6 separate regions of the Mus musculus genome follow, and all the other regions are linked to region 1. A link is a loop called in an ENCODE intact Hi-C map of the cell type or tissue named here. Cell type or tissue: left cerebral cortex. All regions are shown on one strand.

Region 1 (4,000 bases):
TATTTAAAATCTCAACTGCCTCTGAAAGGAAAACAAAACACATTGCACAGATAGGATTTGATTTACTAAATGGAATGGTTTTCAAGTCAGAAGCATGGTCAAGGCACACATACACATACACACACCTCGCATACACACGTTCTCCTCATGCTGTAGAATCATGGCATAAATGCCCACACAGCTTTTCAATGCTTTCCAAGTTCTTTCCCTTAGTTTATCAGGATTACAAGAAAAATCACACACACGCACACACACACACACACACACACACACACACACAAGAACACACACATACACACACACACAAGAACACACAGAGAGACCCACAGACTAGCATGCTTTAAGAAAAAAAATCTGGAACAAGACAGGCGATAGGTTTTCTTCCTAACCAAGCAACAGAGTCAGCCCTTTCCCTACATACCAAATGCTCCACACTTCAGCACCTGGACCAGTGGACAGCTCAGCCCAAGCGGACAGCCTGCAGCACTCCCACCAGAACTGACGCTCCGAGCTCTAACCACAGCTCTTGTGCTTCAGCGGGGCAGCCTGACTTACGAGAACACCATTTCCTACGAGACCACTGCCGCTGGGTGCATATTCAATTCAAACCTCCTTAAGCTGTCGGATTTCCCCCACCCATCCACTCTCCCCACCCCCCTCCACCCTCCACACAAAAAAACGGAAAAGGGAAAAAGCCCAATACTACCAGGGCGTTTGTTGATCAACTTACACTTTCCTCTCGAATATTTAGGTACCGCTATCGGAGCAATAGCAGCGGAGGCTTAGGTCCGCATTAAGTACCTTTGTTCGTCGACTCCTGCAAGCCATGTTTATTAGAATCTACAATTCCCTCGCGCCCTAATAACTGAAGGTGTGTTTTTCGGGCAAGGGGTGCTTTCAGCACCTTTTGATCTCTCAAGGCCACTGCCACTATGGCAGTGTTCCTCTGTACTTCCCCACCCTGTCCCCCACTCCCCAACACCCATCCTAGCTAAACGCTTGGTAATTAAAAACCAAATATTCATAAAGCGAGCTACAAAAAAAAAAATCGGTTTAGGAAATAAGGCAATTAAGCTAAAGCAGAAATATTCTCATTCTCTCTCTCTCTCTCTCTCTCTCTCTCTCTCTCTCTCTCTCTCTCTCTCTCCTCTCTTCTCCCCTCCCTCCTTAACTCCCTCCTCCCTTCTTCTATCTCTCCTTCCCTCTCAAGTAGAAAAGGGAAAACACGAAGGAGAGGGGAAAAAAATCGGGAGGAGGGTGGTAGTGGACTCCTACAATCAATGGCAAAACACTATACACATCGTCACCGAGTAACACTCTCTGTCTCAGACAAAAAGAAACCCATTTACCGATGTAAACATAGTCGCCCTCTCCCACACATCCTACATCCTATGCGTTTGCTGAGATTTGTCTGCAGTATCGCAGGTATAGCAAAGTAACTGTCACAAATCCGTCTAGAATGAAGTGCTTACCCTCTAAATCCAGGTTGCCGGCTGAACTCCAACTGTGTGCAGAAGCCAGGAGTCATCGGATGGGCGGCGAGGCAGGCTTGGGCAGTGGGAGCCGCTGCTCTCTGAGCGCCCGGTTACAGTGTTAACAAGCCCTGGGAAGGGACCTTGTCGCCTCTCGCTGGCTGTGCCCCAGTGCCTTCGCGTGGTGGCGGCTTGCTCATGCTTCGGAGGAGTCCCAGGCGAGAGCCTTCAGCTGATGCGAGCTTCCAGAAAGGCGTGGGGAAGGGGGGAAAATCATCTAATGCAATCAAATCGATCTGATCCACACCATCTGTCGCCTGCCACTATACACAAACGTTAAAATAGGAAAACGGAAAACACTGACAGCCCAAGAGGCTTGGTCTGCAAAGAGTTCATTTTTAGCAAAGCATAATTGGGTATGGTCGGCGTACAGTTACAAAAAGCCGCTGTTAACCATCCAGTAGTGGACCCCGAACATGCTAATGGTGGATTAATTGAGGAAGATCTGACGTGTGAGCTTCATAGTCTCTTATTCATGACTTCCCAATGGGAAAGGACCAATGCCTTGTGGGACTATGGTAACATACAGTCAAAAAGCTGCTAAGAAAATGGCTGTGTGTTCACAGCACCTCTCTCTGATAACAAACATATGTCGACTAAAACGGTTTAGTAGAATGGGAGGGGGGGTTGGAGAATAGAATTTTCATTCCCTGTGTAAGCAACCCCCATATTCTTTCCTTAAAGAAAAGCAAAAAAGATATATACAACATCTTTAGCATACTGGAGAGAAAAAAAATGATGCCTTTAAAGCCTTTTTTTTTAATTTTTAATTTTTAAAATCAGCACCAAACTGTCACAGAAAAGAAAAGGAGCACTTATATAGCAGTTCTTAAAAAAAAAAAAAAACTATCATGCGTTTTCTTACTGTGATCAAAATACATGCAAAGCATATGCTGTATATAAAAACAATCTAGTAAATACCACTAGCTTTGACTAGGGGTTATTTTTTCCAGGTACCCTCTATGACTTATTGAAATCAGATCAGGATGCCTTTTTGAGAAACATTTTGTATCATTTAAAATTGATGGGGGACAGTTTTTAAAAATTAAGTTTTATAGTCCCTCCTCCCACCCATACACTGTTTGATGTGTCTCTGATCTAAACTAAACATTTGATAGGAGTGATATGGCAATGTGGGAAAGGGTAGAGATGTCAGGAAGAGGAAAAGGATGTATACTATCAATAATCAATAAATTCTACTCTATTTTTAATAGAAAAATAGGGAAATAAAATATATCACACCCTGTTAATTGTGATATTTAAATGCATACCATTATTCAAAATTAATGTTTTATGTATGGAGGGAGAACATATTTCAAACAGTGTGTGACTGTCCCTCACCTATTTGCAATTTTCAGATATTTTTAGAGGAACATCATAAGAGAGTTTCTTCTATATACGTGTAGCATTCTTTTATTACCTGTTATAAATAGGCTACACTTCTCTGATTTTCACATCCATTTGAAAACAGATAATCATATTCACTTTATTCTGCTTTTTAAAAAATTACATCAATTCTTTAGTAAACAATTAGTATTTAAGATAATTCTTGAGGTAGCTGAATGTGTCTACTGAAAAACTCTGATAATCTCTTTAAGAAAAAAATGAATTAGATTAGTCTAAAAATATAGCTTGAAGACAAATCAAACAATTTACCTGATCTTTTGTTTCAATATACATTAATTAAGCACTCTTTCCAACCTACACAACATTCCAGGGTCAAAGTCAGAATTTCAAGTCTAATAGCTCAGCAGCCTTAGCTGTCATTCGCGTCAAGCTATTGCCCCCTGCAGGTCAGGTTGAAACCGCAGGCAGATTTTGGCCAGGTCTTCAGAAAATTTATGATAGTCAAGTTATTCAGGCTCGACCAATATGTAAGTAGACTCGAAATTTCACCTTTGGTTTGCTTTTATTTAAAGTATTGATTTAGAAATAGCTAGGCATTCATAAAATGAACACTTAGGAAAATAGAGATTCTAGGTTTTCTTATGAGACCTGAGCTGGGGTAAGCAAACCATTTCCTTTATTTATGGCATGATGGGAACATTGGTGCACTCAACACTGTCTGTCCTTCCTTTTTTTAAAAAATTCATTTCCCAGAGGAATTAGTACAACTAAAAGAGCGTTAAATGTAAAGTAATTATTTTCCAATAATGAATTTGTAGTGCTAGGCTATCTGTTACATCACCTTGTTATGCTCTTGGTAGACTCTGTGGAGGGCATTCAAATCAAGCCCTTTTGGGTTCTCTTATCTGTTCACAGGCTAGAAACAATGATATTGCCTTCTCTTGATTATAAGATGAGACAGTATTTCAACTTTCACACTTGTGTGTCGCCTTCTTAACGTCAACTCTTACACATGAAGCACCTACTGAGCAGGAAGAAAAATTTGGAATTGACAAAACAAGACATCAAAATACATCAAGTTTCTGCAGCATCAAGGATTACATCAGGCTTGTGAGGAGAAT
Region 2 (4,000 bases), 450 kb after region 1:
TTAGTGCCACCACTTTATAGGTTATCATTGATGAGAATTCCTTCCTAACACCTACTTACTCAAAAGCTTCCACTTATTTACGTACTTATTTATTGTATATTTAATTTGAAAACATTCTACAAGTGGCACTTCCTGCATACCTATTTTACTATAGGATGTTATAAGTATTGCAATATCATGCAATCTTTATAGCACCTGATACAATACTATGTACTGGAGACACTAAGGCTCCATAGGATGATACAATATACAGAATGAAAAAGCTGGTGTATATATTAAAAAAAAACAACACTCCTTGTCTATGGTATTATAATATTCAGTTAAGGGCGCACAGCATGTGTGCCCTTTGGATGTAATCAGAGGTGGGAAATTACAACAGAAAAAAAAAAAGCACACATGCAGGAAGTGAAATGAAGCAGAAAGGAAAACAGTTCTGCACAAAGACCATCTCATCAAACATCCAGTTTGCCCCTTAAGAGAAGGTTCGTGTATTTTAAGTATGATGTCCACATTCCTGAAAACAGATTTTTAACACAGGACTCCATTATCCATGGTCTTTAAAAAACAAACAACAACAAAAAACAAAACAAAACAACAACAAACCTGGCTGTGGTTGTAATGGCATAACCTGGGAGATGCACCTGGTCTACAGGTGCCTTGAACACAGCACATCATAGATGAGGCTCAACTATTGTAGTACCACAGTGAATCTTACAGCACTGCAGACACTGTAGCACATAGTAGGCTCCCCAGTGAAGGCAAAGACAGCTCATACATCCTTATCTATCTTTGACTTATCTGGTTTGAGAAGGAAAAAAAATAAGAAAAGGTGACAATGTGCACTCTCCCTTTGAGACATGCCACATGCCATCAAATACTTCAGTCCCACTCACACTTAGAGTAATTTCCATTTGGGTTTGTCTCTTCCTTTGAGATTTGTCAAAAAAGCAGTATGAGATCAGTGTCCGTAATACATAACAGGGAGCAACCAGGCTGCCACTTGTCTCATTACAATGAAATCAGAGCAAATAAGCTTAATTTGACAGAGATGCTAAGCATTGACATAAGAGGGGTATTGGGGTGTTGTTGTTGCTGTTTTGTAAAGGAATTCTACTTCCTGAGGAACCCACATGATAGATACAAATAAGTAGGTTTTATAAGAGTTTCTAGGTACACAATTTGCATGAGCCCCAGGTGTTCAGTTTGACTCATGGTTCTGCCCTCATCAGGTGCAAAAGCACCATGTCTTCTTTGCTGTGAGCTTGCCCATGCTAACATTTTCTAGCTTGGCAACAATAGGGTACAAAGGCTTTTGCCTTAAGACAATTGGTTCTGCCTCCTACTTTGGCCTGCACCTGAATGATTCTCAGTCTTCAAGCAAAAAGAAAAGGAAGCATTGAAAAGACAAGAGAAGAGAGGAAGGTTACAGGAAAGGAAGAAAAAAAAGATTAGAGGGAGGCTTTGGGGAAGGAAAAAGAAAAACAGATTACTCACAAAATGCTACTTGAAAAACAGACACTTGATAGACTCATGGTCACTGTTCTAACACAGAACCGTGGAAGGCTCACAATGAGGTTTATTTTAACTGTGAAATATGTAGGTTTGGGAGAGAATTTTTTTTTTTGTTTTTTTTTTTTTTTTTTTTTTTTTTTACTGTAAAGAGACGAATGCTGTGCAATGGATGTTTCTTTTCTTCCCCTTCATGTTAACCTTTGTGGGTAACTTCACCCTAAATCACGTGAAGTTATAGTTATCAACCATATCCAATTAAAAATGCTAAGCCAGTTTCATCTGAAAAGAGACACTGTATATATATATATATATATATATATATATATATATATATATATATATATATATGTTATTGTCAAAAAAAGTGCCACCTATTACTGTGCTTATACAACAGTGTCATCTAGTGGACACTGGTCAGGCAAGTTGTAAAATGATTCCTGAAGGGTCTTATTTAAAATGAGCTACTCTTAAATGAAAAATATGCTTTGTCTCTTCAATTTCCCAAAATTAAAGCAATTCAAATAATTATTTCTAATCCAGCCCATCATTTCAATTCAATTTTTTTCTTCTTTTATTTCTTCTGGGAAAAAAATCTAAGGGACTGAAAACTTTTATGCCTGCAGAAAGAAAAAAATAATAATTTTAAGATAATTTCTCTCCTGTGATAGCAGAGAACAAAAGAAAATAACGAAATGACTGTAACAAGTAGATGGTAGTGGATATATAGCAACTAGGGGAGGGGTGGGGGCTGAAAGACTAGTGGGCAGGAGTCTAATTTTGAAATCTAAGTGAATTACAGCTTCATCAACCACAAAACAAAGGAAGAGAACAGGAGTTTTGTTGTCTTATTTCCGCAGATATTGCCATCTTCCCCCAGTGCCTTTTTGCTACACGTGTGCAGAAGAGATGGCTCTTTTGAAACAGAGTTCTCCAAAAGGCCATCGTAGTTCTCTGAAGGCTTAGATGTCATTTGTTTTGAGTATTCACTTTCTGTTTTATGAAGCCACTTTCCTTTTCTTCTTGTTCTCTTAGGAATCAAATACTGGAGATAAATAAATGAGTACCATAATGTATTCTATAATTTTGGAGTCTCTCTATACCATTTATTTAAAATGTGGAATTACTGCATTTGCTGAAAAAAATATAAGCTGAGCTTTTAAGGATATCATCAATATAAGCATAAATGATTGTTTTAAAGACCCAGCACAAGAGGTTTTTTTATTATTCATTAAGTGATAATTAGAAAGCACCCATACTAGTGTTTTCGATATTAAAATCCCTCAAAGGTGAGGTTTTGAATTCACATGTGCGTACGTGTGTGGTGTGGTGTGGTGTGTGTGTGTGTGTGTGTGTGTGTGTGTGTGTGTGTGTGTGTGTTTCCTTCAAACAAAGAGGGAAAGAGGCACAAAGCTACAGAGAATTCCACATTTTCTGTTTTCCCAGTAAGTATCTAAGGATGTCTAAGTATCTAAGGATTCCAGTTCCCCTCGATGAAATGTTGGTGCTACTTTGAGTATCATGGATGGCATCATCTTTTTAGGCTTAAAAATGATATTGATGTGGTAGACAAGATAGTACTAAGTTGATTTCCCTTTGATTTCCACAACGATTTTCACCCTGTATTTTAAGTTGTTTAAAGTGCTCCTAGAATGTAATACTTAAGATGATAAAGCATAATGTTTAATGTTTTAATGGGTGATTTTATTGAATTGTACCATCCTCATGTGTTGCTGGCATAGTGAAGGTTCTTGCCTAAATATACATCCATATTATCAAGAAAGGTCAGGTAGATCTAAACATTGTTCTGTAGAATATCATTATTACCTACTCAGTATGTAAAAAATATTTATTGCTTCTCAAATATTAGCATCTTACCTTTAATTTTTAAACTGAGTAATATATATAGATTAAGAAAAACTTCAGTCTACATCCTGATGTAATTTTAATTGAATATGAATTCAAAATTAGATTGTTGTTGGTGTTTCTATATAGTATATTTACATGGACCTGAGCATGGTTTACATGCAAACATCACTAATTCTCCATAGTATAAATCTACCACATTAAAAATGTCTTACGTGTTTAAGCATTTTTATGTAGAGAAATTCTGAGTTTTTAAATGATGGATCATATAAGCCAATGTAGTGAACATTTGAAAGTCGTAATGACTACAAATTAGATTATCAAGTTATATTTGAATAGACAAATGAGAGTCAAGGGCTGGGTTGGACATTTCATCAGAACCTTAAACCACCCATCAGCATTTATTGAACATTTACAATAATTTACAAAAAAATTATATGAATAAAAATCACCAAAGGTGTGATGTTCTATAATGTTTCAATCGGCTGAGAAAATAAACTATAAAGTCCTGGAAAGTCAATGGTAAGGCAAGATTTAAACAGCAGTTCGGTTTGATGGGATATATGTTCTGGAGAACCACCTGATCACTTATCATATGAAGAGGCCAGAAGTTGAATATACTTTT
Region 3 (4,000 bases), 87 kb before region 1:
CCTACCTCTTAGACTCAAAGCAAGAGTTCACAAAAGTTTCCCCCACAAGAGGAAAGCTGGTGTGTTTTTAGGTTCTTCAGGCAATAGAGTCTTTGATTATTCAACTTTACCACTTCTGTGCAATGTTAAATCGTTTACATGACATACAAAAAAAATGAGTCTGTGTTCCCCAGATTCTGCAGTATTTAAATAACTGATGTCGAAGATTTGTTCCATGAGCTATAAATTGCCAAGTCCTGTTTGAAAACAATTGTATTATGAATTCTCATTCGTCTTTGGGTAAGGTGTAGTTATCTATTAGTGGACAGGTCACCTTAGTATATATTAGCCACTATCATGTGACTAGTATTTGGTCTAGTTCCCTTAACTGACATGACAGGTCTCTTCTGTGCTGTCCTTTTTGCTTCCTGGAAAGTAATTCAAGCTTCTCTTAAACCAGGGCAGTAGATATGGCAACTTTGACAAATACTTGCCTTTGTCATTCTTGCTAAAGTGATATTGGACAAAGTGTGGTAATTGGCAAAGCTCAAATTGAAGGGAAATTAGGGAGATGCAGTGGTGGGTTTGGAGTAGCTTATGGCAAAAGTGCACCCAGAAAGAGGGACAGGGGAATTTTATTCACTTTTTATAAACAACCACACGAAGTTTGTTAAGCAATAAACAGCAATTTCACTTCAGTAGTCTCAATACTCTGCAATTCCATAAATAAGTTCTAAAAATAGTTTGACAGTAAAATTACCTTCACAATTTGTAATCTATTGTGCAAAAATGTGTATGCATAAGTTATTTTTGCATGTTGTAAAAATTACATTGCTCCAGCAGGAATGGAAAGAAGGATCGGAAGAATAATCTCCGTGGAAACAACCTAGAGGAAAGAGGCTTGGGCTGGGCAGGGAAGTGGGTGATTGACTGATGGTTTGGTCTTCACTTAAAATCCTGATCTACAGCAGAGCTTACCTGGAACGCTTCACATTGTACACACTGCCTGTCATCATAATAGAAACAGTGGCCTCTGGCTTAGACTATTCTATTAGAACTTCCTGGACAGCAGTGGGAACAACTGGCACTAGATCTCAGACTAACTTACTAAAAAGTAAGGAGAACTGAAGCCGTGGATTTACTCCAATTCTGAAGACATACCAAGAATAGAGCAAGAGGTAGGTGTGTGTGTGTGTGTGTGTGTGTGTGTGTGTGTGCGCGCGCGTGCGCGTACGCACATGTGCGCGTGCACGTGCATGTATGTGTTTCAATGGTTAATTTCAGTCAACTTTCTATAAACTACAGGTATATGGGAAGAGAGAACTTTGAGTGAGAAATCTCTTCAACCAGAACTCTTTTAGGAATGTCTGTGGAAGAGGGACATTTTTTCGATGGATGACTGATAAAAGAGGGTACATTTAGGTCATGGTGGGCAGTGCTACCCACAGAAGTTGATCTTGGGTCTTGTGAGAAAGCAAGCTGAGCAAGCCATGGACCAGCACAGGAGGAAGAAAGCCTGGATTTGCCTAATTTAGAACTGTCAGTTGTGATAGTCTAAATTATCTTGGCTGTGTGTGGTTCACTGCTGGGGTGTCATGGAGCATGGCATTGGGGCATTTCTCCACAGTCTCTGCTTCCGGTTTTGCTTCCAGGTTCCTGCTTGAGTTTCTGTACTGGATTCTTTCAATGATGAACTACAGCATGGGAGTAAAAAACAAATAAACCATTTCCTTTCAAGTTGCTTTTCTTCAGTGTTTTGTTACAACATCAGACACTAAACTGGAATTTGTGTCTATGTATGTATACACATAGAATATAAATGTATTCTAATTGAATGCATATATACATATATGAATTTAATAGACAATTTAGTAATTGCAGGTTGCCTTTAGAACTTTCTAATAATACTTAGAGGAAAACATCTCACCTGTAAAATCATCTGTAAAATTATTTTTACAGAATCCCCTTCCCCTGGAATTGTGATGAACTAATTGAAATGCTTTCTAGTGCATTAGAATTGCAAAAGTGTTCACAGTTCTGTAGAACACGCTGAATTAAATTATAAGAGTTATGAGATTGATGTTTGCGACATACAGGAAACATGAAATATACTATCTATTGAAAGGCCTGCACAATTTTATGCAGAGAGAACTGTCATTCTGTTTCTTTTCCAATAAAGGAGGAAGACTGAAAAAGGTAGGAAATGTTGGCAACCTCCAGCCGTTGGATGCTGAAGTAACACAGGAGAAATGAAGCTCTGATTTGCCTAATTTGGAATTGTCAGTCGCGATGCTCTAAATCACCTCTGCTCTGTGTGGTCCACTGCTGGGTTGCCATGGGGCGTGAGGTTAGGGTGATGATGCACACAGTCAGTTCTTGTTAAGTCGTAGGAAGGAGCTCCAAGACTCCTGCCAAGATGACATACACAGCAGAGAGGAGGGAGCAGGGGTTCAGGCTCTGGATTGTCTAAAAAAGATCATCTTCCAAGCCACTCTATAATCATGTCTCCTGCATAGCCTGTACCATTCCCACTATGCAAGTGTAACAACTTGAATCACGTCTTCAGAGATGAGGTGCCTCTCCATTCTACCTTGAAAATCAATTCCATAGCAGGAACATTATTTCAGAATTAATCAGATTATGATAAAGTCTCAGAAACCAATTTACACGCTCTTTCTCCTGACTCCCTTCCTCTCCTTTCTACCGTTATTGCAGGGCATTTGCAAGTTTGCTTAGTGTAATGGTTCATATCAACCTGATTTAAAAAATCGTGAATCACCTGGGAGATTAGCCTGTGGGTGTACCCTTGGGGGATTACCTTGATTAAGTTAACTAACATGTAAATCCCCACTGTCCGTGGGTGGCCCCAGTCCTAGGCAGGGGGTCTTAGAGAAAGTGAGCTTGGCACTAGTGTACACACACTCATTGTTCTCTTCTGAATGTAAATGTGACACACTCAGCTCCTTCAGGTTCCTGCTGCCTCACTCCTCTATCATGCTGGGCTGGGCTTGGACTGTGAGCTGTCAGAAGGCATTTATTGCCTAAAGAAGCTTTGGGTGAGATAGTTTACAACAGCAATAGGACAAGACACAGAACCACTTAGTGTGACATCTTACCCTGTTTTTGATGTGGTACTTCCTCTTCAAATGTTAAAGCTTGTTTTCCAACAAATCTGTTTGCTTCCACATTTCTCACAGCCTCCATGCACTCACTTTTTTTTTTTCCTTTTTTTTTTTTCTCTTACCTGTCACACAAACTCTCAGACCTCCATTCTGGTTCATCAGCATTGAGCACTAAATAGAATCCCTGTTACTAAAATAAGACAGGTTCACATTTTAGGAATGATTCACCACCGCAAGGATAGCAGAGTTTCAACAGCTGGAGATGGAGATAAAGTCTTACATGCCAAATATTGGACAAATGCTTGATGAATTAAAAAAAAAGTCCCTAAAGCCATAGACTATAGGAGAAGTAAATACAAAGGTATGGCCAGAAAATTGATGCCTAAGACAGAAATGATCCAGTTGCATTTGCAGATAATGAAAATAGAGAGGAAGGGAACTGGATGGGAGAAGAGATGGGCAGGGGAATGGGGAGAGGTCAGGATCAGCTGTTGGGAGAGACAGGACAGAGGGCCAGGACGACAGGACAATGAATGGAAATCTATAGTTGTCAGAGGTGGGTGTGAGAGCGATCTCTACAAGACCCAGAGATCTAGGATGCGGGAGGCTCCCAGGAGTCAATGCTGGTGCTCTTACCCAAGATGCCTAAGACTGGGGACATGAAACCAGAAGAGACCACCTTCTATAGCCAGCCAGAAACCCCAGTGAAAGGATAAGGATACCAACCCACCCACAGACACAACTTTCTACCCCAAATGTCTTCTGTCTAAATGAAATGCAGGGACAAAGATGGAGTAGATAATGAAGGAATGGTCAACCAATATCCAGCAGACCTAACTTTAGATCCATCTCATAGGGAAGCACCAATCCTTGACACTCATTATGCTTACAGGTAGGAC
Region 4 (4,000 bases), 560 kb before region 1:
AAAATGATTAACAAAGCCAGTGTTGTATAATTACTCCCTCTGTTGTCTTCTAGTAATTGGGAAGTTTCTGGTCCTATATTTAATCTTTTAAAGATTTGTTTGTTTTATTTTGTGTATATGGACATTTTGCCTGCCTGCATATCTGTGCACCTGGTTTGTGTGCCTGGTGCCTGGGGAAATGGAAGAGGGGTTAAATGCCCTGGACCTAGAGTTATGGAAGGTTGTGAACCCCGAGTTAGTTCAAGGAAAGAAACCAAAAGGGAAAGGTCTTCTGCAAGAATGGTCGAGCCAACCCCACAACCCCATTTCATTACTTCACTATTCTGCATGTGCTTATAGAGTTTCACAACTTAGTTTTTTAATAAACTGTCCTTTGCTTATTACCTATTCTTTTGAAAATTTGCTGTATTACATTGTATGGGTTCATTTCTGAGTTCCTTATGCTGTCTGATTTGTCGTTAGGCTAAATAATTAGTTAATCTTTGACAGCATAGTTAAAACAATCTTTGAAAAGAAACAATAATGGCCTGAAAATCATCTAGTGAAGGTCAAGTTAGAGAGCCTGCTGGCTACACTTGAGCACAGATTGTTCTGATTCAGGAGTTCAGCTGGATTATCGATGAAAATTAACAAGATGCAGAACCAGGATAATCGCAGAGATGCTTGACTTCAAAACTTTTATCTTACAGAGAAAAACCTATGGACAAATGAATTCCATGAGATGCCTATAGGATCCTTACTTAGCTGCACATGCACAAAACATTTATGAATGTATATAGTTGGCTAACATAGAGAACACAGATTTCAGAAATAAAAGGTTTTAATCAATTATTCATTCTCAACTTCTTTGCTTGTTCAAAACACACAACAGGAAAATGAAAATAAAGGAAAACAAAAGACCAAAGTCATACAGGACTCTGGTGCGGGAGTCAAAAATGAGACTGGGGTTGGGGAGTGGAGCAAATACCAAGCCCTGAACCTGCAGTGTAGACAGAAGGGTAAACATGACTCTTTCAGAAGCCATTGCTAAACATTTGAGACACTGAAACTTAGAGGGATGCCCAAGTTTTTAAACTTTATTTTTCCTGAGAATTTATTTTGAGAACCAAGCAAGGATTTTAGTCAAAATAAGTACAACTTCCAAAGCTTGACTCGAAAACAGAGATTAGAAGAGTCCTTAAATTTATATAGGTTCTAATTCAAATTTCTCATTTTATTTCCATCTACAAAATTTGGCAAATCCTGTTACAACTCATATGACTCCCAAGTGTCACAGATCTTAATTTCAATCTGAATCGCCCACCCCACCCCCACTGTTCCTCTACCACGTCCTTTTGCTCCAAGAGATAGAACCATTCTCTAAGGCGCAGGTAAAACATTTATGAATCTATCTGTAACATTTTTTCAGGGTCTTTTACTGAGGAGTGGTATGTTATTTTATGGTCAGCTGAAGGGCTTTGAAATTTGACAGAATCTTGCAAAAGAAGGTACAAGTACTGTCTTTTAGATCATGTACCCCAACAAAGCACAGTTATTTCCTAGTCAATTTTGTATGTGCTTGCTCATGTACCTGTACTTTCTGCTTAACTTAATTTAAGCACCTGTCAATAGAAGGACTGATGTCATAACAAGGTGTTTAAAAATGTATTCATGTATTCGATGTATTGAAGTGCTGAACTTGGATGTACACCTCTTTCTTTGCATTAGTTTTCAGTAGTGTGATTTAGCACTACGTTTATTAACTGTTTTGCATGAGGCTTATTTTTAAATTTTTATTGTTATAAATGAAACATGTTAAAAATATTCATATTCCATGTAGGCATGCCCACCCTGAAGCTTAACAGGAAAATGTTTACCGTTTGTTTAACATGATGAGATTTATATTATTTTATTTGGCACTTGATTGAGAGCTTCCCAAGCATGGACAGTGTAGACAAAGCTTTCTCTTGTATTGGCAAAATGTTGGTGGCCCTGCCTGCTTGCTAAGCCTCTCCAAAGAGCCCTCTAGTGGCAGTAAGTAATGCAGTAGGATATTAAGTTTCACTATGTAAATACATGCATTTTATAATTCAGTCACATGTAGTGAAAAAGATTTATCTACCTCACGTTCGATAAAAATAGTGTTTTCTATACTCTGGACATTTAAAATTTTTACACACACACACACACACACACACGCACACACATATATATATACATGTATACACACACACACATATATATATATATATATATATATATATATATGTGTGTGTGTGTGTGTGTGTGTGTGTGTGTAAAAATTTTATATATAATATATAAATATATTATATATATGTATATACATATATATACATATATATAATATATTTATAGCAATACTATAAACATATTCTATACATATATAGTATATAAGTGTTTTACCTGCATGTGGGTATCTCCGCTATGTGCATGCAATGCCAATTGAGGCCAGAAGAGGGCATTAGACCCCTGGAAGTAGAATTACCTATAGTTGCCAGCAGCTTGATGTGTTTTCTGGGATCAAGACCACTACCCAAGAGCACCAGGTGCCCTGAACCACTGAGCCATCTCTGCAGCTCCACTCCTTGACTTTTGACTTATGGCTTGAAATGAACTCTTTCATTGTCAAGTCACTGTGCAGAGTCATAGCAGACGAATTAAGCTGTGCAGCAGGTGGGCAAACGTAGAAACTCTCAAGTAAACCGAAAAGATGAATCTTTCCCTCTTCTTTGTACATTTCCTTCATTTTTTTCTCATCGGTTGGCTTCTGTTCTTTTCTATAAACAGTTGATATTTTCTTTGTATAGCCAATTTATTTTCTGCTCTTAAAATTATAAACATATAAAGAGTTTCAAAACTTCTGTTGACCACATGAATTATCCTTAACAATTATTGCATGAAAATATTTTGAAGTGGGGCTCAAACTATTAGGATTCTTAAATTCTTAGGTCAGAGAGATGACAAAGTTCATTTGAGTTTGATACCTAGGACTCAAAAAGTGGAAGGAAAGAAATGATTTCTTCTGACTCCTATATGAATGCTGTGGCAGACTTATGTCCTCCCTTCATTGAATAAATGTATGTGATGATAAGATAAAAATTCAAGTCACCTGGAGGGATTTACATATGAATTCAAGGCTAATACCTACATGAAAACTCTTTCCAACTCTGTGTTTAAGTGGAGATGCAGGTATGGCCATGGTTGTGTTAGATATCTATGTGACTGTACTTTCTATAAGCCATCTACTCAATGGGACAAAGATTGTTTTAGCGTGCTAGGATATTGACATTTTCCTATCAAGGTTTGCATCTGCTGTAAAGTCTCTACTTCTATCAAACACAAACATACTGACAATGTATTCCATAAAAGCAGGAGTCAATTTATCCTAAAAATAGAAAAATCAGTTGCTCATATTCAAACAATGCTCATGCCAGACCCAGCAGTAAATGTTTCATGTTTATGCTTTAAATCACTCTTCAAAACAGAATGCATTCTCCCTCTGCAAAGGAGCAAGATTAGGGTCTTGAAACGTAAGTGATCTTTGTGCATGCTGCAGATAAACTGTATGTAAGTGGGGCAGTAAGACATGACTCTAGAGGCATCCTTGCATCATTACGACAAGCTTCCTGCATCTTACACACACATTATGTATCTAAAATATTAATGTTCTATAAATCAGACTGTAACTTTAATTTTTGTGATGGTTTATTTGAATACACATATAGAGCATATATATGTATGTTCATTTGTGCACATACAAGAAAATATGTACAAACACACACACCTTTTCAATTTGAGTTTGATGGCACACATTCATAATCCAGCACTTGGGAAGCATGACAAGAGAATCAGGAGTTCAAGGACAGCTGCAAATACATAGATAATTCAGTGTCTCCTCATGCCTCATGAGACCCTGTCTAAAACCCCCAAATCCCAGAAAGAAAAAAAAAATTATCAGAAATGCATAGTATTTAATATTTGAGGACGGAAGTCAAATAGC
Region 5 (4,000 bases), 250 kb before region 1:
GAATTCAGACTAAGGGCATTATTACATGTAGAATCCCTGACAGTATTAAAACAATTCATAAACTGAAAAGGAACAGAGTCAAGATGCATATCAAAGACTAGCCAGGACGGAAGCTGGATGAGGACACAGAGTGTTGAGCACAGGCTGACTCCTCTCTAAGTGCACTGATGCAGATGCTTAGTAGAAGATACCAATCAGAAGAAAGGCCCCAGGAGCTCAGGTCAGTCTGTCAATTCCAGCCAGGTCTGGAATAGCCCCTTTCCACCTCCATCCCTAGTTAAACATTCAAGGGTACCCCCGTGGACACCTGAAGTCACTGAAGGCCTGGTGTAGAAATGACCTGATGGGGAAAAGGATGCTTCCATTGCCAAGCCAAACCTTTGACAGAGGATAAAGAAAGGAGCTACTGTTAAGTGTGTGGAAGCAGAGAAGAGCTCAAGTATACAGCCTGGAGATATGACCTTCCCACCCTTCACTTCCACTGAATGACTAGTTCCTCAAGGGCACAACCTGTATCCTTCAGGTCTGTAATCATCACCTGATGTGTTACAGATCTGAAAGTAATATTTTTTAAAAAGGCAAATAATGGTCTCTATCCCTACAAGGTGCTTTCTCCCTGTACTCTAACTCCACAGAACAGTAAGTTTATTATAGTTTTACACCCCAAATTATCATTAAAACCATAAAAGTTCTAAAAAAAATTCCTTGAAATATTTAACTTTTTTGTTTTACAGAACACTAGATTCTATATAAAGTTGATCTGCATCAAAGTCTAACAAAAATATTTTCACAGAGCCTGCCGATATCAGTCCCTTTGCTAACTGATGTTTGCCTAAATTATTTCTGAATGTCTAATGCTGCCCCAAACCTGTTCTGGGGTCTTGGTGCTATCACTGTCCCAGTAAAACTCTTACTGCTCCATTTCTGCTTATGAATTCATGACATAGAAGAAACTTATTATTGATCAAAAAAGTCTATCTACACATATGGTTGTAGTTAAAAAAAAAATTCATCTTGTCTTCCAACACAGCCTTGCTGTTTTTCAAGCAAACCTTGACAGTCCACTCTATACTACACTGTTTCCTCTATACTACTCTACTTCCAACACTGTCTTTTAGCCTCTGTGATCCTCTTCAATTAATTGCCTGTGTTTAGTATTGGTTTTCTGTGATCAGTTCTTCTGAACTGATGCATTATTTTTTCTTCTTGAATTCCATCTATGGTCTCCTCTGTCTAGATATTTTCATGTGAAAGAATGAGCCCCTGATGTATTAAAAACAGAAGGTGCCCACCGACATGATGCTATACAGTCTAATGCTACCGGTTGCTAAATTATTTCACTGCGTCTGGTGAGTCCAGACATGAATGTGTGTGCATACATATGTGTAGGTGGACACATAAAATAGTCAGCCTAAGTAAACAAGTGCATTTCACCACCATGTGATTAAATTCTGAATTGAATTATCTGGACTGCTGCCCTACTCACTGCATGGGTAGTCAGAGGTCACCCCAACTACGTAATTAATGCTGTGTTCCCACCCCCATCCATTCATTCTGATTTTACGAGCAAGATCTCCCTGTATGGCATAAATAGTAGTGATTTTTTAAATTGGCAGAATTTAATAATGATCTTTTTTATCTACAGCTCTCCTACAATTCTCGACTTGGTTTTTCTGGAGGACAGATCTCCTCCAATGCTCACAAGTCCTTGTGTTCACTGTGTTTCCCCATTCACATCCATATCCATTCACATGGCCCTTTTCAGTTCTCTCTGTGGTTTTGGTCTTCAGTTCTTTTATTCAAAAGCATGAGAGCTGGCATCCTCTTTGTCTTCCTGTTTTCAACGTGTTTATTTCAAGATGAATAGAAATTAAATTGCCAAAATAATTGGTTTCTAAATAGATATTAGTATGCACATTTCATGTATTCAAAATTATAAACTCTACATAAATGGCATGTTCAATTTTTAGTGGCACCGTGGTTTTCAGTACAGAATCCAGGACATATTTAAAAACAGGAATTCATTCATAATTCCTGTCCTAGACTTTTCTACAGTATAATTTGTTTTTAATTTTTAATTTAAAATTATTTTGGATAACAAACTTTCTTAGACTGTCAGTGTATTTTATACAGACACAAATTCTCGATTGCACACTCAGTTTTATTTTTCCATCTTTTTTATTAGTAAAGGCATTAACAATAAAATAGGTTTCCTTGCTCCAGCTGGTAATTTCTCCTCCACACTAGTAATATATTATTCCCCTTTTTGTGACATCATAATCATCTATACAGAAGTACCATGTATCTTTGTGTAGAAGCTACTGTTTCCTGTAAATTTAATTACCTCCCCCTGTGGTTTTAAATAGAAGTGGCTTCAAAATGAGGGCAGCTTCTATTAAATTTAATTACTTTCTCCTGCTGCTTGCATGGTAAAAGGGATGTTGCTAAATGAGAGTGGCTTCTAAACTAAAGTATATGGTAGCTGTGTGCAAGCAATAACAAAATTGTGTTTAAACCTGCAAGCAGCCAGTCTGTTAGATTTCCTGTTTCCCGTATTTTAACTTTCTATATCTTAAAGCCATCTTAAATAACGAACTTTAAGATATTTTTTTAAAGTAACGTTAGTTTTATGAGTACAACAACAACAAGAAGAAAATACCACTGCATTGTATAAATGCAGAAGACTGCTGCTGTATGGTTCAAGCTGGGAACTTTTAGTGCTACTGTTGTTGGTGACTTCCTTGTTCTAAGGATCACAAGCTTAGTGCTCACACATTGTTAATGCCTGGTCACATTTTCTTTGATTTTGATCAAATGAATTTAAAGGATGCTTCATTAAAGGTTATTTAAAAAATGATATCAAGGCTGGAGTGAGTGTTGAGAAAATAAAAATACAAATGTTAAGTGAATAAAATAAGGTTATTCATAGGGCTTTGCATGCAAGTGGAAGTAGCTCTATGTTTTGGAATTGTGAGATAATGTAAGTCACTTTAAAATACTTTTTAAATGAAATAAAACAGAAGATGAAATGAAGAAAAAAGAAACCTTTTTCAAATTAATTATTAATTAGGAAATAGTACTCAGCTAGACTACCTTTACACAATGTTTATTTTAAACTCACAGGCAGAATTTAGATGAACAATATTTCCATTCAATCCCACAACTTAGTCTAAATATAAAACAAGACACCCCGTAAGCATTTTAAGTAACAAATTAAACATTTACATTTTTTACTGTGCACTGAGGCTTAACATTTATGCAGCTTCAAAACCAAAAGTACAGCCTCAAGGGAAGTTTCTCCACTGACAAATTAATACCTTAGAGAACAGAGCTGAATGCTGGCGATGAACTCATTTGTTCCCCCAATAATGAAGAATGACTTTTTCTTTACCACATCTGTGACTGTTGCTATGGTGACCCAGACTTACCTCACTGCTTCTCGGAGAGCTCCTCGCTCACCAAGAGTCGTGTGCTTGATGTCATCAAAATTACTCTCCAGCTTCTCACAGGTCTGCAACACATTAAAACAGTGAATTAATTTCCCACACCCACCAAAGAAATTACGTCTATGCAGTTATGTAAAAATATAATCGATTGTATTGATCAAGGGCTCATGAAAAATAGGCACGCGGCTTAATTGGGTAGGATTCATTACAATCGACAGTGAAATTCAACAGCCACAAACTCTCCAGTCCTATGATGCAGCTGCAGGAGAAATCTTCTCATCAGACTTTCTTCAAAATAGGTGTTAAAAAAAAAAAAAAAGAGTGTCACACAAAACTAGCCAAACTGCCAGGGTTTTTCAGAATAGCAATTAGTTTCCTAAAATAATCTCAGATTCGTTAAAGCCAATGCAAATTTAAAAGAGAAAAATCTGTAAAGGTAAGTTCAAAATCATATTGATAAGTGTGTATGATAATGATCTAGTTCAAAATTGGGTAATGTGTACCGAAACGGAGCGGGCCAAAGTATGAAAAAAAAAGTGCCAGATAAACATCAC
Region 6 (4,000 bases), 70 kb before region 1:
TATTTCTTGGCTCCCAGTTTTCCTGATCCATATTTGTTGACCCAAATCTGCTTGGTGTCTACATGCTCTATAAATATCCTAATTCGATAATTTTCTCAGTTTATTATTCTAGTATAGCTCAGCTCTACTAATAAACTGGTGAATGTCCTCACCCCACAAAGTTCAGGGGTATCTCCAGGATTTTTTCCTGGAAATAAGTTAACCCAACAGCAAGTTTCCTCAGATTTTGCAGCTTGCTATTTTTTCCCTCCTTCTGCCTCCTGTACCAACTCAAGCAGACATGATGCAGTTGCAGATATGACGAACTAGTGATTTTCATTCACACATATTAAAGAGTGCTAAAGTAGCCATTTATGTGCAAGCAGGACTTTGATGAATCTCTACCTACAGTGATCTCCCAGTCTAATCAAGAGAGTACATTAACAGCAAATTTAAACAATGCAAAGGGCATTGCTAGACATGTATTTTGTATTGTATTAATGAAAACAAAAGATGGATTATGGATGGTATGGCAAAGCAGGAAATGCCAAAACTCAGTCTATTTGATCTAGTACTAAGAGTATTAGGATAATCAGCCTGTGTTGGAGGGAGGGAGGAGGCAGTGTTTCACACCCAAACAATTTAATTGGCTACAGGAAAAATAAAAATGTCTAACAAAATAAAGTAGCAAATGATAAGATAGAAGGCTGTGTGTTGTATTTTTGAAGAACAAATAAAGTGTTAGTAGTTGAAGGATATCAAAATAGGCATAACTCAGGAAATTAATTGATCATTTTTACAAGTTTCCCTGTTTAATTTGAATATTGCTTTTTTGGAAAAGCCCATTAGAAATGTTCTCCACAGTCATTACGTTCAGGCTGAAGTTGATCCTATTTGGTTTAGAGCCTCAGTGACCATACATTTCAACTTGCCTCTTGCTTGATTTTTTTAACCACTGCTCTGTGAGATCAAATGTAACTTAGCCTTTTTTGTTTAATTATTCCACATTCATCTTTCTTTTAATGTAATATCAGGTAGAGTGCGCAGAGTGTCCCACAAAATAATCATTATTGTCAAATATCAATCTAAAGAGAAAGCAAACCCTCTAACCAGTTGGTATGAAACTGTAGTTTGTGTTTGAAACGAAATACTAGAATTAAGGATAAAATTAATATTTAAATAAGGCATGCACTGCCTGTCTGTAAATGAGAAAAAAACAACTCCCAAGCATTAATTTTTTATTAAAGCATTCAAATTATACTTGACTGAGATTTTTATTTCCATCCAATGAGTTTATTTAACCCCATAATTATTAGTAAAAATTAATTTTTTACTTATAGTAATATATAAAAGTGGTTCAATAAGTATATATACTTTTAATAATCACTTGGTCTTTAAATTTTCTTGATTGAGTCTATAAAAATATCGCCAGTGTTTCTATGAGCAAACACTTGACCAATCTGTCTCCTAAGGTTTGCCAACTGCAAAATCCTGTGGCCTATGTGTGACTAGACAAAGGCAGATGCATTACAGAAAACTATTAAAACAAAGTCTTCTAGGTGACTTAAGCAACAGAATTAACAATTCCCAAATGCTGGAGGTTAGATATTCAAAGTCAGAGAGTGTTAGCAAGGTAAGGTTCTGGTGAGAGCTACATTCCTAGATTGTAGATGACTGTTGTACTGTGGAGCCAGAAGGAGAGAAGGAGGAGGTTCTAGGAAGAAGATGAAGCAATGGTGTGTGTATATATATAAATAAAAGGAAGAGGACAGGGAGGAGGAGGAGGAGGAGGAGGAGGAGGAGGAGGAGGAGGAGGAGGGAGTATTCACTTGTATTTCTCCTTGTAAACATGAGAGCACCTCCCTCCTGATCTTATCCAAACCTAAAATATCCCCAAAGACTATTCTCCGAATAGCATCTCATGGGAAGAAACAGAATGGGGACACAGTTCTTTGAAAGCATTCTCTGCAAGCCCCGCCCCCATGCAGACACAGCACTATCCTGTTACCTCTGTAGTCTGGCCATCTGTGTCACAGCTGCACGCTGTGGGGGAGGTCTTGTTCCAACAACAACTGGTGGAGATGATTCAGACAGTGACACAGAGGGAGTCTCTTAAGATCTTAGAACAACTGTTGGGAGCACTTTCCTTTCCCCTAAAAAGTCATGGCTCAGCGGAGCCCAGCACCTTTGCCTGTCAATCCAAAGTGTCTGGCATCCTTCATTCATTGTGTCCTCTTCAGTCCTTTTGAGTTTAAAGAGTCAAAATATCTCTTCACATAGAGCAAAATTTGTATGCAACATTAAAGCCACACAACATTACTTTCATCAAAAAATTTATCCATTTACCTTTCTTTTCTTTCATTTCCCTCCTCTCTTTCATTTCTTTCCTTTTCTCTCTCTCTCTCTATTTTCTGATATTTTTTCTTCCTCCTCCTCTTCTTCTTCCACTCTTTGTCTCTATTTTTGTTTTCTCTTTAGCCACACGAATAACTTGAGAATTAAGTGAATTTTCATATTCCGTCTTCTTTTCCTTACCCCCTTCAGTTCTTCTCTATCCCCTCACACTTCACAATAATCAGCTAGAAAGAAGCACACTGCTCTTGTAACATGTTGCTTACAGATTTGTTCTGTGAGATATCCAGTTGCATCCTCCCAAGATCCCCCAATAACAAAACACCCTCCATACCCCAAACTCTTTAATATTCAGGAACAAGGTTGCTTTTCCTCCTAAAAATATGTCAATTCCACAGGAGACTTCCCTAAACTCATATATAACATCTTGAGTGTATATCTCAAAATTCTTCTAGCCTGATACTCTATCTAGCCTGGTATTCACTACCAAATTGCAAACCTTCCTCTTTGCTTTGATGTGAATGTCACAGCATCATCCCAATATTTCACATTATCAGTCCAAATTAAAAAAAAGGTGAAAGAAAAGAAAAGAAAGGAAAAGAAAGGTCTCTAGTCCTGTCATTTCTATGGGCTGTGGGCCAAAGGTTAAGGTTCAAGCAAGGCAGGTGTGTTATTCTGAGACCTTTTCTCTTCCTCATACGGCTGCTTTCTTCAACTCATGTTTGCACTTCTTTGTATGGTCATGACTGAAGAGTGAGTGTGTCCTGCGATGTATCTATTTTAAGATAATGAATCTCTGTGAGAGAGGGGATGGGATGGGGAATTTGTGGAGAAGAAACTGAGAAGGGGGATATCATTTGAAATGTAAGCGAATTAAATGATTAACAAAAATCAAGTAAATAAAAAATGATAATGACTCTCATCATGATGCACCACCCTCATAACCACAGCTATGTCTAATGATCTCATAAGAACCCCATCTCCAAATATCATCACATTGGAGGTTATGCTTTGCTACATGAATTTTAGAAGGGCACAACTCAACCCACAGAATGCATTTATTTCTAGACTCTTTTTGTTCGTGAACAGACACATTTCCCCTACAGAATATTTTTTAAACAATCCACGATGCTGAAGAAATCATAATAAATTCTTTTATCGTTAAGCTGCAAAGTTCATTTTGTGAATGTTCCTTAGAGTTGTTTTGTGAACACCCTGCATAACTGCTCTTTAGGGTCTAGCTTATGACACTTTGGTCCCAGTCAGCATTTTTTACATATGAATACAGTAACTGCTAACATACATTAAATCTGAAGTTAGATAAGTGAGGGCAACTTTTTCTTCTAAATTATTAAAAAGGACTGCCATCTTCATGAAGACACTATATGATTTCAACTGATAAAATCAATACTTACATTGAAATGACGAAATTGCCTACAAACAGTAATTTACTGCTGAGTTTGACTGTAGTTATTAGTAAAAAACAAACAAGACCCCTACATTTTTAATAAAAAAGTGTGAGAGATTTTTTAATGCAGAATTTAGATGTGAAATAAACCTAAATAGGTCTGTATGTTCAAATTTTTACCTTAAAACAGGACATACTTAAGCCAATCCAAATCAGTACTTATCCTTTAAAACAGAAGTTAGTGGATACAGAGACTGCTCG

Evidence for each region. Peaks named below come from ENCODE experiments on the same cell type or tissue, not always from the same donor. Only the 100,000 strongest peaks of a DNase experiment are listed, where the experiment ranks them.
Region 2: it touches region 1 in a loop (4-fold over the local background); 9 of 42 quality-filtered maps call a loop at or near these places.
Region 3: it touches region 1 in a loop (4-fold over the local background); 4 of 42 quality-filtered maps call a loop at or near these places.
Region 4: a loop joins it to region 1, with 4 times the contacts of the local background. A loop is called at or near these places in 2 of 42 quality-filtered maps.
Region 5: it touches region 1 in a loop (3-fold over the local background); 4 of 42 quality-filtered maps call a loop at or near these places.
Region 6: it touches region 1 in a loop (4-fold over the local background); 4 of 42 quality-filtered maps call a loop at or near these places.

Annotation. Positions count from the first base shown.
Region 1 is chr3:118,428,033-118,432,032 of GRCm38, reverse strand. No RefSeq gene overlaps it. Among named protein-coding and RNA genes, the nearest start is that of Mir137, 3.8 kb to the left of the region's middle. In left cerebral cortex, a CTCF peak has its summit at 3,325 (motif pointing left); DNase peaks (open chromatin) are centred at 1,412, 1,646, 2,002, 3,328 and 2 more places; H3K4me3 peaks cover 2,229 bases; H3K27ac peaks cover 2,358 bases.
Region 2 is chr3:117,973,730-117,977,729 of GRCm38, reverse strand. The region is part of intron 1 of Gm32344 (a long non-coding RNA gene); the gene reads right to left. Among named protein-coding and RNA genes, the nearest start is that of Gm32344, 11 kb to the right of the region's middle. In left cerebral cortex, a CTCF peak has its summit at 1,925 (motif pointing left); a DNase peak (open chromatin) is centred at 1,916.
Region 3 is chr3:118,515,018-118,519,017 of GRCm38, reverse strand. It overlaps Gm26871 (a long non-coding RNA gene), which reads right to left. Exons shown (of 3, transcript XR_867578.3): 2 at 1,907-4,000; 3 at 1-1,673. Among named protein-coding and RNA genes, the nearest start is that of Gm26871, 19 kb to the right of the region's middle. In left cerebral cortex, no CTCF peak of the experiment used is centred here; no DNase peak of the experiment used is centred here.
Region 4 is chr3:118,989,972-118,993,971 of GRCm38, reverse strand. All of the region lies in intron 12 of Dpyd (dihydropyrimidine dehydrogenase), which reads right to left. Among named protein-coding and RNA genes, the nearest start is that of Dpyd, 430 kb to the right of the region's middle. In left cerebral cortex, a CTCF peak has its summit at 1,997 (motif pointing left); a DNase peak (open chromatin) is centred at 2,464.
Region 5 is chr3:118,674,000-118,677,999 of GRCm38, reverse strand. Dpyd (dihydropyrimidine dehydrogenase) reads right to left here. Exons shown (of 23, transcript NM_170778.3): 3 at 3,429-3,511. Among named protein-coding and RNA genes, the nearest start is that of Dpyd, 110 kb to the right of the region's middle. In left cerebral cortex, a CTCF peak has its summit at 2,351; a DNase peak (open chromatin) is centred at 3,412; H3K4me3 peaks cover 683 bases.
Region 6 is chr3:118,498,451-118,502,450 of GRCm38, reverse strand. Gm26871 (a long non-coding RNA gene) reads right to left here. Exons shown (of 3, transcript XR_867578.3): 1 at 1-4,000. Among named protein-coding and RNA genes, the nearest start is that of Gm26871, 2.1 kb to the right of the region's middle. In left cerebral cortex, no CTCF peak of the experiment used is centred here; a DNase peak (open chromatin) is centred at 1,997.